3 separate regions of the Homo sapiens genome follow, and all the other regions are linked to region 1. A link is a contact called in ENCODE Hi-C or POLR2A ChIA-PET data. All regions are on one chromosome and are shown on one strand. Each heading gives the region's core, a stretch centred on a gene start or an enhancer-like site at or near the end of the contact. The rest is flanking DNA. Distances are from core to core; before and after follow the strand shown.

Region 1 (4,190 bases), core at 401-2,900:
TCTATGAGGAGAAATGAGAGGAGCTAGAAAAATAAACTGACAGCTAGAAAAATACTCCACTGAATCAACAAATAGACATTTCTTGAAACAGTAACATGCTCAATGTGCAATTTTGAAAAAGTAAACTGAGCAAGGATCATGAAACATGATGGTGGTGAGAATTTATACTTCTCAGGTAGCCAGGGGAAGCTAGGTTTCCACAGATTCCTTTGTCTTTCAGTCCTTTTGAAAACGGAGAAAAAGCAAGAGAAGAGGGACGGCACCATCAGGTAGAGTGGATCTCAGCTAGAATGAGGGGAAGTGGCCCAGAATCCAACCTCCTCCAAAGAGCTGTGTGACAGGCAAGTCCTATCCTTTCTGCACCTCTTTCCTTAAATGTAAGTTGAAGCATTTGGACCAGACTGTTTCAATGATCTTCTAGATTGCTTTTGCCAAAACAGAACTCTCCATTCCTGTAAGATAAGTACACAATGGCTCTCAGAGATCTAAAAACTGGCCTTGGTTACCTGCAAACTTTGAGGCCCCAAGGCACAAAAATAATAGCTTTTTTTTTTTATTTTTTTTTTTAAGGTTCATGAAAGCTTCGGACACAAAAGCTTATATGGTCTTCGTCTCTATAAATAAACCAGGGAGTAAAGAAAAACCCCGCTAGTTTCAGTAAAGCGTTGCTATTAAGCAAAGCAAACCTATGCAAATATCAAGTTCTTAATGAGGAGTGTTTCCTAAGGGGCCTGTCCTCTGGTACCCCGCCTCTCCTCTGCCACAGTCATGTGAAGGCAGACAGGCACACACTCGCACACTAGCACGCACTTGGGAGCTCAGGGAACATAACACTGGTTAGTGAGTCGGTGTCCCTCTCCCATCGATTGCAACTTTTCCCCTCCTTCCCTCTCCTGCCTCTCCCCACTTTCTACATCTCCGTTCTCAGGAAGGCTCAGGGAGGATCCCCCGCTGCGTGCACTGCGTTCTGAGAGGCCGGGGAGAGACTCTGGGCCCGCGGTCGGGGCGGAGCCAAGGTCCCAACCCACATTGAACGGGCTTGAGGATTACTTGGAGGGCTCAGGATCTAGGAGGAGGGCCCAGGGCACTGGGTTGGGGTTACTCTGGGAAAGCTCTGTGGGACCAGGTGGGACCTTAGGGCTGGAGATGGACTCTGCGAGCTGGGGGCGGAGTTCTAGACTGGCAGGAGCGGAGTTCTGGGTGGCGGGGGCGGGGTCGGGACCAGCAGGGACGGCCTCTGAGAGTTGGGGGCGGAATTCTGGGCCGGTGAGGGCTGGGGCGGGACCAGCAGGGGAGGCCTCCGCGAGCTAGGGGAGGAGCTCTGCATTGTCTGGGGCGGGGCTTCGAGTAGCGGTAGCGAGGTCTGGAGCCGCAGGCGCTGCCTCCGCGAGGTAGGGGAGGAGCTCTGTACTGTCAGGGGCGGGGCTCTGAGTAGCGAGGCCGGGTCTGAACTATCAGGCGCGGCCTCTGCGAGCTGGGGGCGGGGTTCTGCACCGGCGGGGGCGGGGTTGTGAGTGGTGGGGGCGGGGTCTGGAGCAGCAGGCGCCGCGTTTGCGAGCTAAGGTCGGAGTTCTGCACCGGCGGGGGCGGGGCTCTGCGTGGCCGGGGCGGGCTCGGGATCCGCGGGGCGACTCCCGGTCTGGCTTGGGCAGGCTGCCCGGGCCGTGGCAGGAAGCCGGAAGCAGCCGCGGCCCCAGTTCGGGAGACATGGCGGGCGTTAAAGGTACATCGCGGTCCCCGGCTCGCTTGTCGTGTGGTGGGGTTGCCACCTCCGTTCCGGTCAAGCCTGGGGCTGCGCCTTCCGCGCGCCGTTGGGGAACGGCCTCACCACCCTTCCCGCCTCTCCGGTTCGGGAGGCGATCGACCGCTCCCTTCGTCCCTTGGGGTGTGGGTGGAGCGGCGTTTCGGGGGAGCCTTGGCCCTTTTTGCAAGGCCGCTGGCCTTCCTGCTCTCCAGTGGCGGCACCAGACCCCTCCCCAGCCTGAGCCCTCGGCGAGAGCGGCGCCCTCCACCTCTCCTGAGTTTTTAAACAAGGTTTCCACTTCTTGACGCCACCCTAACGCCTTTCTTCTGGTTTTCTGCCCCTCCGCAGTTTCCTATTTGCCACAAAGGACCCTTTGTCTCCAGCGTTCTTAGCATTGGGAAACTTAATCCTCTTTTTCCTAATGATTTTTCCAACTGGGCAGAGTTGACCGCGGGCGGGTGTCAATGGAAAGCACCCAGAAAGACGGTGTTTCTCGCAGTCGTGGAGAGTAGATTACGTGTAATTTTAATACTGCTTTCTTCGGTGTTTTCTCTGTTTATGGACAGAGAAGAAACCAGTGTGTGTGTAGTATGTGTTTTTTGCATGGGGCAGTTGGTAAAAACACCGCGTCCCTTATCTGTATGGCTTCAGAGCAATGCGAGACGGAAAAGGTTTTTTGCAAGGCTTCCTGTATTTTGGTAGGAAAACATTCCATTTCTAATCTGTCGAATAGAGTAGCATGACTTGTTTTTATATTGGCTTTTATATCATCCTTGAAATTTGCACCCAAAGATATCCCCAGTTAACATCTGCTATAAACATGTAGATAGTATATATACGAGTACGCCTCTGTTCACTATGAATTTATCCGAGTATGTGAGCTGTTAGCAGCAGACATTTTATCGTTATTTCTGGCTGACTTTTATACTTAATATCAGTTTAGTAAACATGGTTTACTTGGAGAGTGTCGACTGTGTTATATATCCATTTGAAGCCAATGCCGAAAACAGATGAAAAGTAGTGTCTCAGTACTACACATGATCAGAAACTACCAAATCATGATCACGTTTATGTGTGAATGTGTTAGAAAATTGTGATGTAGTGAAAAAAAAGGAAGTCTGAAATGGAAACGGACTAAGGGAAGGAAGCATTTTACAGATTGTTCAACTTTTATTGAGGAACTACTGTATGCCAGAGACTTAGGATACAAAGATAAATGAGAAGTTATTGGTGGGTGACAGAGCTGGAAATAATTATATTACTATGTCAGTGTTTATGTTGGGCTCAGATGCGGTGGGAGAACAGATGGTGGGTTGGATTTTGTCCTCCAAAAAGATGTGTTCAAGCTCTAATTCCCTGGTACCTGTGAATGTGATCTTATTTGGAAGTAGTATCTTTGCAGATATAATCAAATTAAAATGATAACTGGTTTAAGGTGGGCCCTAATCCAATGACTGGTGTCCTTATAAGAAGAGGGGAATTTAGACATAGAGACATACAGGGAGAATACCATGGGAAGACGGAGACAGAAATTGGAGTGATGCAGCTACAAAGTCAGGAGCACCAAAGATTGTTGGCAACCATGCTGGCAACCACTGAGTGTTAGGAAGAGGCAAGGAAGGGTGCTTCCCTACAGCCTTCAGAGGGAGTGTGGTGGCGCTGCTGACACCTTGATTTCAGAAGTCCAGCCTCCAGAACTGTCAGAAGATAAATTTCTGTTGTTCTCAGCCATCCAGTTTGTGGTACTTTGTAACGGCAGCCCTAGGAAGCTGATGCAGGTGGGATTGATTCCCCTGCTCCAGAGAAAGGACTGTTTTCACAGAAGAGGCGATGCTTGAACTGAATCTGAAGGGATCAATGTGGCTTCCCTTGGCAAGGCATGGAGTGAAGGTGGAGTATATCCCAAGTGGGGAGGACAGCACGTGACATGGCGCAGGGCTTATGAAACAACATGCCTTCTTCTCTTCAGGTACTTAAGCTACATTAGTAAGACCAGAACTTAGTGGTGAGGGTTGAAGCTGGCTGGACAGGCAGTTAGGAGTGAGTCAGGCGATGGTGAGCCTCCGTGCCAGAACAACTTGTAGGCTGTGGAAGCAACCGCAAAGGGATGGCAGCGGTGATATATATAGTTGAAAGATCACTGTCTGCTGTGTAGAGGATGGATTGGAAGAGTCACAGAGGCAGGAATAAGAGGTTAAGGGCCTGCACCAGGGCTGTAGCAGAGAGTTTAAGAAGTCTGGGAGATTGAGTCACCTTGACCTACTGATTCATTGGAAGGTGGAATGCAATCATGGTGTCAGTCCTCTAAGATAGGACCTTTAAAGTGTAGGGATAGTGGTTTGGTTTTACACGTGTTACACATGTTGAATTTGAGGTTCTTGTTGGCGGTCAAGGCAGAGAAGTCCAGACTGGAGGTGGAAGTACAGGCCTAGTTCTTTAGGACCTA
Region 2 (4,267 bases), core at 1,480-3,979, 1.1 Mb after region 1:
GCCTTTGTGAATGTTAAGCGTGCATATAAAGAAAAGTGCACTTAGCATAGAGTAAGCCCGTTGTAAGTGTTAACACATTTATATTTTTATATGCCTTCTTCCATGAAGTAGCACCTGTATTTACACATATTTTCTCTAGTCCCCCAAACAACCCTGAAAGATTAGATAATATTGCAGCTATTATTAACTCATAATAACTAACATTAATTGAGCACCTACTATGTGCCAGACACTGTTCTGGCTACCCAACAGGCATTGTCTCATTGAAGCCTCAAAACAAGTCACAGAAATATAATTTTTCTCCTTTTACAGATGACAAAACTGAAGGACAGAAAGATCAATTAAATTGCTCAGTGACATTCACTTTGTTTGGTAGTGGCATTATTGAGACTGGAACTCAGTCAAGTAGACTCTCACATGCTTAACTTTATGCTACTTTTGATATGGGCATACATAGACTAAGGTGTTAAATGACTTGTTCACAATCTTTCCACTACCCCTTGTTCCCTTCCCTCAGTTTGGTCAATAAGCATGGTAAAAAATCTACTCTATATCAGAAAATGTGTGGGAAGTCAGAGATTGTGATCCATAGAACATAGCAGAACTTGAGAAAATGAAGAGATATGTTTAAAAGGGTACTAATAAGTATTCAATCGAAATTAGAGTCTACAGAGCACTCTCATATTGAACTGAACAGAATTAAGGCATTAATTGTCTCACGAGAAGTACCTGCTTTATAGAAGCTTGCTAAAACATGGTGCTTCTGGTAGGGTGCAAAGTAAAATACTACATTCATGGCACAAATGAGGAAGACACTCGGTCCCACCTGTCGGACTCTCTTGCCCCTCAAGTACTACGATGTCATAGTCTTCAACTGACATTGTTACTGCTTTAGATAGCAGAGGCCTTTTATTCAAATGGAATATTAAAAGGGGAGGCCAATGTCTGAAACAGATATATGTTTTATTAGTACTCATTTCTACATTCAGCGTTATAGAAAAGTTACAATAAAGTCCACAAACAAGACCAGTTAAAATACACCAGGATTAAATTTTGCTTCCCGTTTTCATCATTTTGCTTTTGGTTGCCCATTCCTGATAAAATCTTGAGTCACAGATAGCAGTAGTCATACATCTAACAGCTCCTGACTTCCCAAATCGAAGATTTCTTCTGTATCAGTTTAAATAGGTGTGGGAGTTTCTTTTAGCCAAAAAAAAAAAATCTGGCTTTCATTCACTGACATATATTAGTGAGCACCTCCTATGTGCTAAGTACCCAGCAGAGTGCCAGAGTATATGACAGACAGGGTAGACATGGTCCCTTCCTTTGCAATTTTGGAGAGCGGCAACTTCTAATCTAGACTCTGCACAACAGCTAGTTTTAATTTTTCATTTCATTTTTCCAAATGCAATAGATATTAGAGGAAATTTTAAAAGAAGAATATTTGCTAGATGAGGGTTTCAGGGAGATAAAATTCTTCTCTGCAAAGGGGGGAAATTCTCTATCTGATAGAATTTTAGAAGGGATTGAAACAATAGCAGGGAAGAATTCTGGGGAATGCAAAAGAGGGAGTATATGAACAATAAAGACTGGGATAGAGACTGCAGTGGAAGCACGAAGCTGAGAAAAGACAAAGAGGACTAGTGGGTAGGTTCCCTCCATTCACCAAGGAGGGGTGGCAAAGTATTTTACCACCAGCGGCAGAATATGCTTAGGACCGAAACTTCTTGCTCAATTTGTTTATTTGTTTTGGTTTTTTTCTTTAGCAAAAATACTTTGGGCCTTCTTAGATGTGGAAAACTTGCCCCTGGGCAGAGCCAAGGAAAATCAAGGGGAAAGAAAAAATTGAATTGCTCTACAAAAGGAAGTTGGAAAATTTTAAGTATTTAGGAATTGCCCAGGAGGGGACACGGGAAGGAGGAGCATGAGCAAGGTTCTGGAACAAGGTGATGCACAGAGGGGCCAGGCAATTTGGCAGGTGAAAGGTTCTCTGTGATAATAATGGCCTGTGATTTTTAAGAATAGAAATGTTTAAAATGTTATCTGCCTTGCTGTAATGTAATCCTTTGTTATTCCATATTTATTGTTGCTGTTGTTAAAATCTATTACTCACACTCTCTTGCATGTGGTATTTATAAGAAATTGAAGAAAAAAACAGGGAGGCAAGAGCATTGCCCTGAATTATTGGAAACATTAGTATGAAGTAGAAAGAGAAAAAAAAATCAGCTACAAGAGGAAAACCACAACATCAAGAATTTGGTATAAATACACAATCTGAACAAGAGATGCCTAAGAGGGATACAACCCACCCAGTAAACCTTGGGATAATAGGGGAGGGTCAGTGTGTCTCAGGGCCGGCACGGGAGGTACTTCTACTTTAATACTGCAAAGTGTTACATAAGGCCAGAGGATTTGGAGCTGTCCCTCTGTCTGACTCCCGGGTTATTTGGAGGAACATGCCATGTTGCAGCAAGAAGAAACTTTCAAGACACAAATCTAGTCCAGAGCCTTCCTTTAACAGATTTGGTCACCAAGACAAGAGAAGAGAGTGACTTGCCCGATTCCACCAAGGTGAAGGGGAAGAAAGACAACTACCAGATCTCCTGACTGTGACCCTGGCTCTCCATCCACTCGGCTCCTATCTCTTCACAAGGGAAGACTGTGCTTTGATGATGTTTTGGGAAAGTGCTAGTGATTTAGAGTTCTCCAGCAGGCTGATTGGCTTAGCAGCTGGGAAATTCTGAATCACATCGGATGGAATGTTTTGTTTACTTCCTCCCAGCAGTGCTAAAGGGGAGAAAGAGTTTGTTCCCCCACCCCCCTCCACCCAAGTAATTTGCTGGAAGCAGTAAATAATTTCCCAGTTCATCTGATCTCCCTTCTAACCAATGTCTTCCTGTGGTAGTTGAAGAGAAAGAATATCATTTGAAATACTTGACTTATTTTCAGAAGCTAGCAAAGAGAAAGATGAATGTCTCTTCCTTAACTCTTAGAAAGCTACTATCCCTTACTGTTAGGGGCAAATTGTAACGCAGAGGTCCTATCTAGGGCAGCCAGTCCTGCCATGAATAGATGTGTGTCCAGAGATTGTTAAACCCAGACTGTAAGCAATCATATAGTTCAACAGGTCAGAAGCCCTTTCTTAAACCAAATTAAAGTCAACATTCAATAAACAAAAACTGATAAAATTGGAGCGGCTTAGATTGAAGTTAGGAGTTGAAAACATCTTAATCTTCCCCTTACCCTGCTGTAATAGTCTCTGAGACAGATCTCTAAAGAAGCAATTTGGAAACGACTAAACTAGTTCAGCTGACTCACTCTATCAATGGTGATTTCAGAATGACCTTCCCTATGTCCCATGGCTAAGGAGTGGCATACCTGGACTTGAACTCAGGTCTCCTCAGGCTCAGTCCATTGACTCTTCTATAATTCACTAACATGGTAAAATGCTGTCATGACTTATGCCTCATCTGGAACTAAGATCTCCTTGGAAGCAGAGAGTGACCGGATGAAGTTAGGCAATATGTTACTGTATCCAGTAACCAGGGAAAATTCAGTGACATTGAGTCAGAGGAAGCTGTGGTTTGACCTGACCAATATAAACAAATGTACACAAGCAAAGCAGGCGTGGAAATACATATATTTCATGTGATTCTTGAGATAGTTAGGATGTCTGTGTCATCTGCCATTTCCTCTTTACACTGGTCCACATACAGCCCAAAGATGCCCTGCAGTCGTGAGCAGACAATACAAGCAGGAAATCATGCTGCATCAGTTATTCTTTTTGTAAAAATGTAATGGTAGGAGGTGTTCACCAGTCCACACAAAGGTAAAGAAACTAACTTTGATCTAGTGGTCACCAAGAATCACACAATCTACTATCTGTGGGCTTTTAGGGTAGTTACTTCAGTCCCCTCCTTCCCAAGGAGGAATTTACAGGGAAATGAGATTTTACACCTAGAGTCCTCAACTTCATGTCTGGGGTACAGTAAGCTTGCAATAGTACTAGTGAGTATTTTTGTTATGTAACTAGCGTAATAGTAACACTTCTTACAATAACCCTGTGGGGCTTATAATGATCAGTCCTCATTTTCCAAATGAAGAAAAACTGAGGTCTGGAGAGCTTAAGTGCCTGGCCCGAAGTCATACAATCTGGAAGGGGGCAGACAGTAGATGTAAAACCAGGACCCCCTGACTCCACTGCCAGTTTGCTTTGTGCTACAGTGATTCCCCCAGTAAATTTCTACTTGAGTTCCATGTCTGGGGA
Region 3 (4,658 bases), core at 626-3,125, 1.6 Mb after region 1:
AGAAAGAAAGGGAGGAAGGCAGGGAGAAAAGACAGAAATATGAATATGATCAATGTGAGACAGAAACATCATTTGCTGTAAAATATGATAATGTATTAGAGCCCATGGCTCTATTGTCAGCAGAAAAAGTAAAGGCATTTCATCTTCGTTTGGAGTCAAGCAGAGGCAGACAGTATAAAATAAGCCCAAAGAATAATGAATGCAGGATACACTGGCTAGATTAGATGGATAGAGAAACTGCAAAACTATTGTACTCTCAACAAGTGTGCATTAATTAAAAACAGAAGAATATTCCTAGGTTATTTTTTCTCTTAAGTTTAAAGAGACTGTAGGCCTTCTTTGACACATATTACTACTTTTATTCTTTACATTCATTATAACCACTCTAGACTGGGCAATTTTGAGGCTGCAATTTTTAAATACGCAAGGCACTGATAAAATATGTTAATACATACTGACTTCATTTCACAAAATAAAGTATCGCTTTTCTTCTTTTACCTTTCGAGGTACATTTCTGTCAAGGTCAGGAAACTTGACTACTCTGAGCGCCTTTCCCACCCAGAGAACTGCCACTGTGGCCACCATCTGTAAACAAGAGAACACAGATTCACTGTTCTACACATAAAGACACACACAGAAGTTCTAACAACATAAACCACGTAATGGTGAGGATTCCAACTAACCTGGCCAAGTCCAACACATAGTGAGGAGGGAAATCTACAAAAAGGGCAAAGAAAAAAACAAGATCAGAACAAACCTAACTTAGCTCCGTGAATTCAATTTGCACATCGGCAACGTTAATAAGGCATTCCGATACAAGCCACATCAACGTCCGCCCCTAAATCAAACAAAAATCTTGGGAGAAAACTCTCTGCCTGTTGGTTGTCAGTCCACCCCGCTGATGTAGCCTCGGGCGGCCGCTTGTCCCATCTTGTCCGAGTCTACAGTTTCAGTCCGCTGCCTGCAAAGGATTTCTCAAGGCAGTGCAGATACAGATCTCTGCAACGATTTCACACACCTTAAAAAAAAAAACAACCAACTTCTGCCTCTGGGTCCCAGTGTTAGCAAGGGAATAATTGTCTGCTGGGTTGAGGATGCGTACGTCCCCAGAGGCTGTCAGCGGGTGCAGGGGACACTGAAGCCCCGGCCCCCTGTCCAGGCTGCGGAGGAGGGAGGCTTCCCTCGCTCTCCTCCCTGATCGACAGGCATAACGGCTCAAAAGTCACCAAGCAAATCACTTTGCTCCATCTCTCTGAAGGGCAGGGTTTTCGGGGCGGTGCGCCCAGGGCATGGCAGGCGAGCCCCAAATGTGCCGGGCCGGCCGGAGCTCCGCGCAGGGAGCGGACCCCTGCCACAGGCCCGCTCGCCAGGCCGGCTCCGCTGCCCGGGCCGCGCGCGTCAGCCGCCCGCCCTCCCCAGCTCCCGCCCAACTTTGTTCGGCTTTAACTTTGGCAGTCAAAGTCCAGGGAGCCGGCGCCGCGCCGCCGCCGCCGCCCGCTCCTCCTCCGCGGCCTGGGCCGCCGCCGCCTCGGCCCTACCTGTAATTGGTGAGCACGCTCTTATTCACCACCACGATCAGGAAGGAGCTCACGCCGTAAAAGCCGGCGGCCAGCAGCTTCAGAAACACGGTCAGCGTTTCGGCCGACGCCATCCCCAGCTCCTCCTCATCTCGGAGTGTGGAGGATTTCGCGGGGGCTTCTCCTTTAACCCGAGCATGCTGACGTCTATGAACTTCCGCCATGGCTGCCGCAGCAGCGGTGGCCTGGCGGCGGGGCCTAGCGGCTCGGGGGCCTGCAGCGGCAGCTCCCAGGGGACTCCAGGAGTTGGGGACCGCAGACTAGGCCAGCTGCGCGCTCGCCGCCTCGACTCCCCGCTTGGCCGCCGCCTGTCCCCGCCCAGGGGCAGGGACGCCGGGGTTCACACCCCTGGAGACTTTGCTCGGGCATTGTGCAACGCGGGGTCAGAGAGTAGGGCCGCGCCGGGCTTAGCCTGGGCAGGGGTTGGAGAGAGCCTGGAGAAGGGGCAGTGGCGACCCCCCTGCCCGAGGCGGATAAGGAGAAGCCAGGGGAACTACATCGAGACACCAGAGCGCCGGGCGACAAACCACAGACTCCGGGTGACAGTCGCCCTGCGCCTGCGCACGAGCACGCGCTGGGTCTCTCCGCGGGGCGCGTACCTGGGGCGTGGGGAGTCTGGTGGCAGAGGGGCTGGAAGGCCGTATTCTCCGGATAACTGCCGCAACTAAGTGCAGACCCTCCTCCCCTCTGTTACAGGTGGCCGGCCAAGTAGTTACAGTACACTGCGTCTAGACTAATTCTGAATGCTCTTTTAGTCTCTCTTGCAGGGGGTAAAAACCCTTCAAAAGTATCAGATGTGGATCAACAGTAAACACTCAACGAAAATTTCATTCCGCAATGCCTCAGGCTTCTTACATTTTCTGAACCCAGAAAACACCAAACAATACTTTTCAGATTGAGAAGTTTCGTTTGTTTGTTTTAAGAAAAATGTTGACATATCCCAAAAAGTAGCAAGATAAGCAGCTTGGGGATTGGGGAAAGCACAAGGTGTTTGGAGCCTAAAAGACTTGATTTCCAATTGTAGGATTCCTAGAAATGACGACCCCCCCCCCCCCCACCAACACACTCACTCCTTATTGTGTGTCTTGGACCAATTAGATGACCTCCCTGAACCTGATCTCTGTGGATGTGTAGCTAGCAAAGAGCTAGTTTTCGGTAAATGGTAGTCATTATTGTATAACAGAAGCAAATCATTATGATCGGTTTAAGCAAAGAAATTACGTATTGAACTTTAATAGATTAGGAAAGAAGAACTTTGAATTATTTTTCTAAGTGCTTGGTCTGTATCTTTTTAAATTTCTTTTTTTTTTTTTTCTTATTTTTATATTTTGGTAAACCAGGTATAGTGGTTCACACCTGTAATACCAGCACTTTGGGAGCAGGTGGAATGCCTGAGCCCGGGAGTTTGAGACCATGCTGGGCAACAAAGTGAGACCCTCTCTCTACAAGAAAATAAAAAAATTAGCCAGATGTGGTGGCGCACGCCTGTGGTCCCAGCTACTCAGGAGGCTGAGGTGGGAGGATGGCTTGAGCCCAGGAGGTCAAGGCTGCAATGAGCTATGATCATACTACTGCACTCCAGCCTGGGCAACAGCACAAGACCATCTTAAAGAAAGAAATAAATTGTGGCAAAATATACAAAGTATAAAATTTATCATTTTAACCCTTTTTGAGTATGCAATTGCATGGCATTAACTGCATTCACATCGTTTTGCAGCCATCATCACTAATCCATCTTTAGAACTTTTTCACCATCCCAAAGTGAAACTCTTTCCCCTTTAAACAATCACTCCCTGTTTCCCTACTTCCTTCCCTCTCTGCTGTTAACCAGTGTTCTACTTTCTGTCTCTGTGAATTTGACTACTCTAGGTACCTCATATAAGTGGAATCATGTAGTATTTGTCCTTTCGTGATGAACTTACTTCATTAACGTAATGTCTTCAAGGTTCAGCCACGTTGTAGCATATGTTAGAATGTCCTCCCTTTTTAAGGCTGAATAATATTAAATTATATGTGTATAATTGGTTTATATCTTTTGAGTTACTTTGAGAACACCTATGTTCTTCAAGTGTTTCTTAAAAAACTGGTACACAGGATGAGGTTCTTAACATAGCCTACAAGGTCCTAGATAATGTGGTTCCTACCCACATCTCCAGAGGCACTATTCACGTTTCCCTCCCCTAAGGTGCAGATAAATCAACAATGTGGGTTCCGGCTTCTGTGTCTTTACTCCCATTATTCCCTCCATCTGGGCTGCTTTTTCTCTTCCTCCTCTCACCCAGCTCCTGAAAAACTCTTACATTTCCTTCCGTATTTTGGCAGAACATTACCTCTTCTCTGGGCAGCCTTCACACTGCCCCCCACTTCCCTCTACATAATTGATCTCTCTCCTTTGTGCCTCTCCTACCGCATCTTTATATACCCCCTTTATAGAGTGTCCATCTGCTGCTGCTGCTATAACAAAATACCTGAGACTGGATAACATATAAAAAATAGAAATTTATTTTCTCACACTTCTGGAGGCTGAGAAGTCCAAGATCAAGGTGCCACCTTAACCACTGCATCCTCTGAAGGGGAAGAACACCATGTCCTCACATGGCAGAAGGGACAGAAGGTCAGAAAGGGACAAACACTGTGTGAAACCTCTCTCATAAGGCATGAATCCTACTCACAAAGGCAGAGCCCTCATGACTTAGTCACCTCCTAAAGGGCCTGCCTCTTAATAATATCACATTGGTGATTAAGTTTCAACATATGAATTTTGGAGGACACATACAGACCGTAGCAAAGGGGCTCTGCATTACATGTTTACATATCACTCTCTTCCACTAGACAGTTGCTTCTTGAGGACAGTGGCAGGCAAGGGTGCCTAACACAGTTTAGATATTTTAGTTGATTGAATCAATGGAAACAAGGAAAATGATTAAATTTCTTCCTTGACTGCTAGCTTCAAAAGGAAAAATAACTAAAACATTGTATTTTAAGAAACATCCTTGCAGAAAAAATATTATAGAAGTAACAATGACCCTCATAATAAAAAGCAAATATATACATATATACACATTTTTACACATTTTAAAA

Evidence for each region. Hi-C counts contacts between places; a loop is a spot of excess contacts on that map. ChIA-PET counts read pairs that join two places held with the same protein, here RNA polymerase II (POLR2A). Pooled maps may share reads with other maps.
Region 2: a loop to region 1 is called in a map of endothelial cell of umbilical vein, with 4 times the contacts of the local background. The contact joins the enhancer-like site here to the promoter of LEPR in region 1. A Hi-C loop is called at or near these places in 1 of 168 maps with a recorded cell type or tissue (endothelial cell of umbilical vein). POLR2A ChIA-PET finds 5 or more read pairs at or near these places in 1 of 52 experiments (Panc1).
Region 3: a loop to region 1 is called in a map of B cell, with 33 times the contacts of the local background. The contact joins the promoter of SLC35D1 here to the promoter of LEPR in region 1. A Hi-C loop is called at or near these places in 3 of 168 maps with a recorded cell type or tissue (B cell, CD4-positive, alpha-beta memory T cell and naive thymus-derived CD4-positive, alpha-beta T cell), 4 of 37 single-sample maps with no recorded cell type and 15 of 50 pooled maps.

The regions. Positions count from the first base shown.
Region 1 is chr1:65,419,018-65,423,207 of GRCh38, forward strand. LEPR (leptin receptor) reads left to right here and starts at 1,651. Exons shown (of 20, transcript NM_002303.6): 1 at 1,651-1,723. It overlaps LEPROT (leptin receptor overlapping transcript), which reads left to right and starts at 1,651. Exons shown (of 4, transcript NM_017526.5): 1 at 1,651-1,723. The coding sequence starts at 1,708. RefSeq lists enhancers at 965-1,497, 1,498-2,031, 2,105-2,154 and silencers at 1,145-1,214, 1,235-1,734.
Region 2 is chr1:66,560,887-66,565,153 of GRCh38, forward strand. The region is part of intron 1 of SGIP1 (SH3GL interacting endocytic adaptor 1); the gene reads left to right. Among named protein-coding and RNA genes, the nearest start is that of SGIP1, 29 kb to the left of the region's middle. Within about 2 kb of position 2,730, at least 12 of the 41 ENCODE cell types and tissues checked have a DNase peak (open chromatin) inside an H3K27ac peak, as active enhancers do; they include endothelial cell of umbilical vein, where a contact is called at or near this core.
Region 3 is chr1:67,052,273-67,056,930 of GRCh38, forward strand. It overlaps SLC35D1 (solute carrier family 35 member D1), which reads right to left and starts at 1,876. Exons shown (of 12, transcript NM_015139.3): 1 at 1,539-1,876; 2 at 684-717; 3 at 499-585. The coding sequence starts at 1,741. RefSeq lists silencers at 1,291-1,500, 1,791-1,980.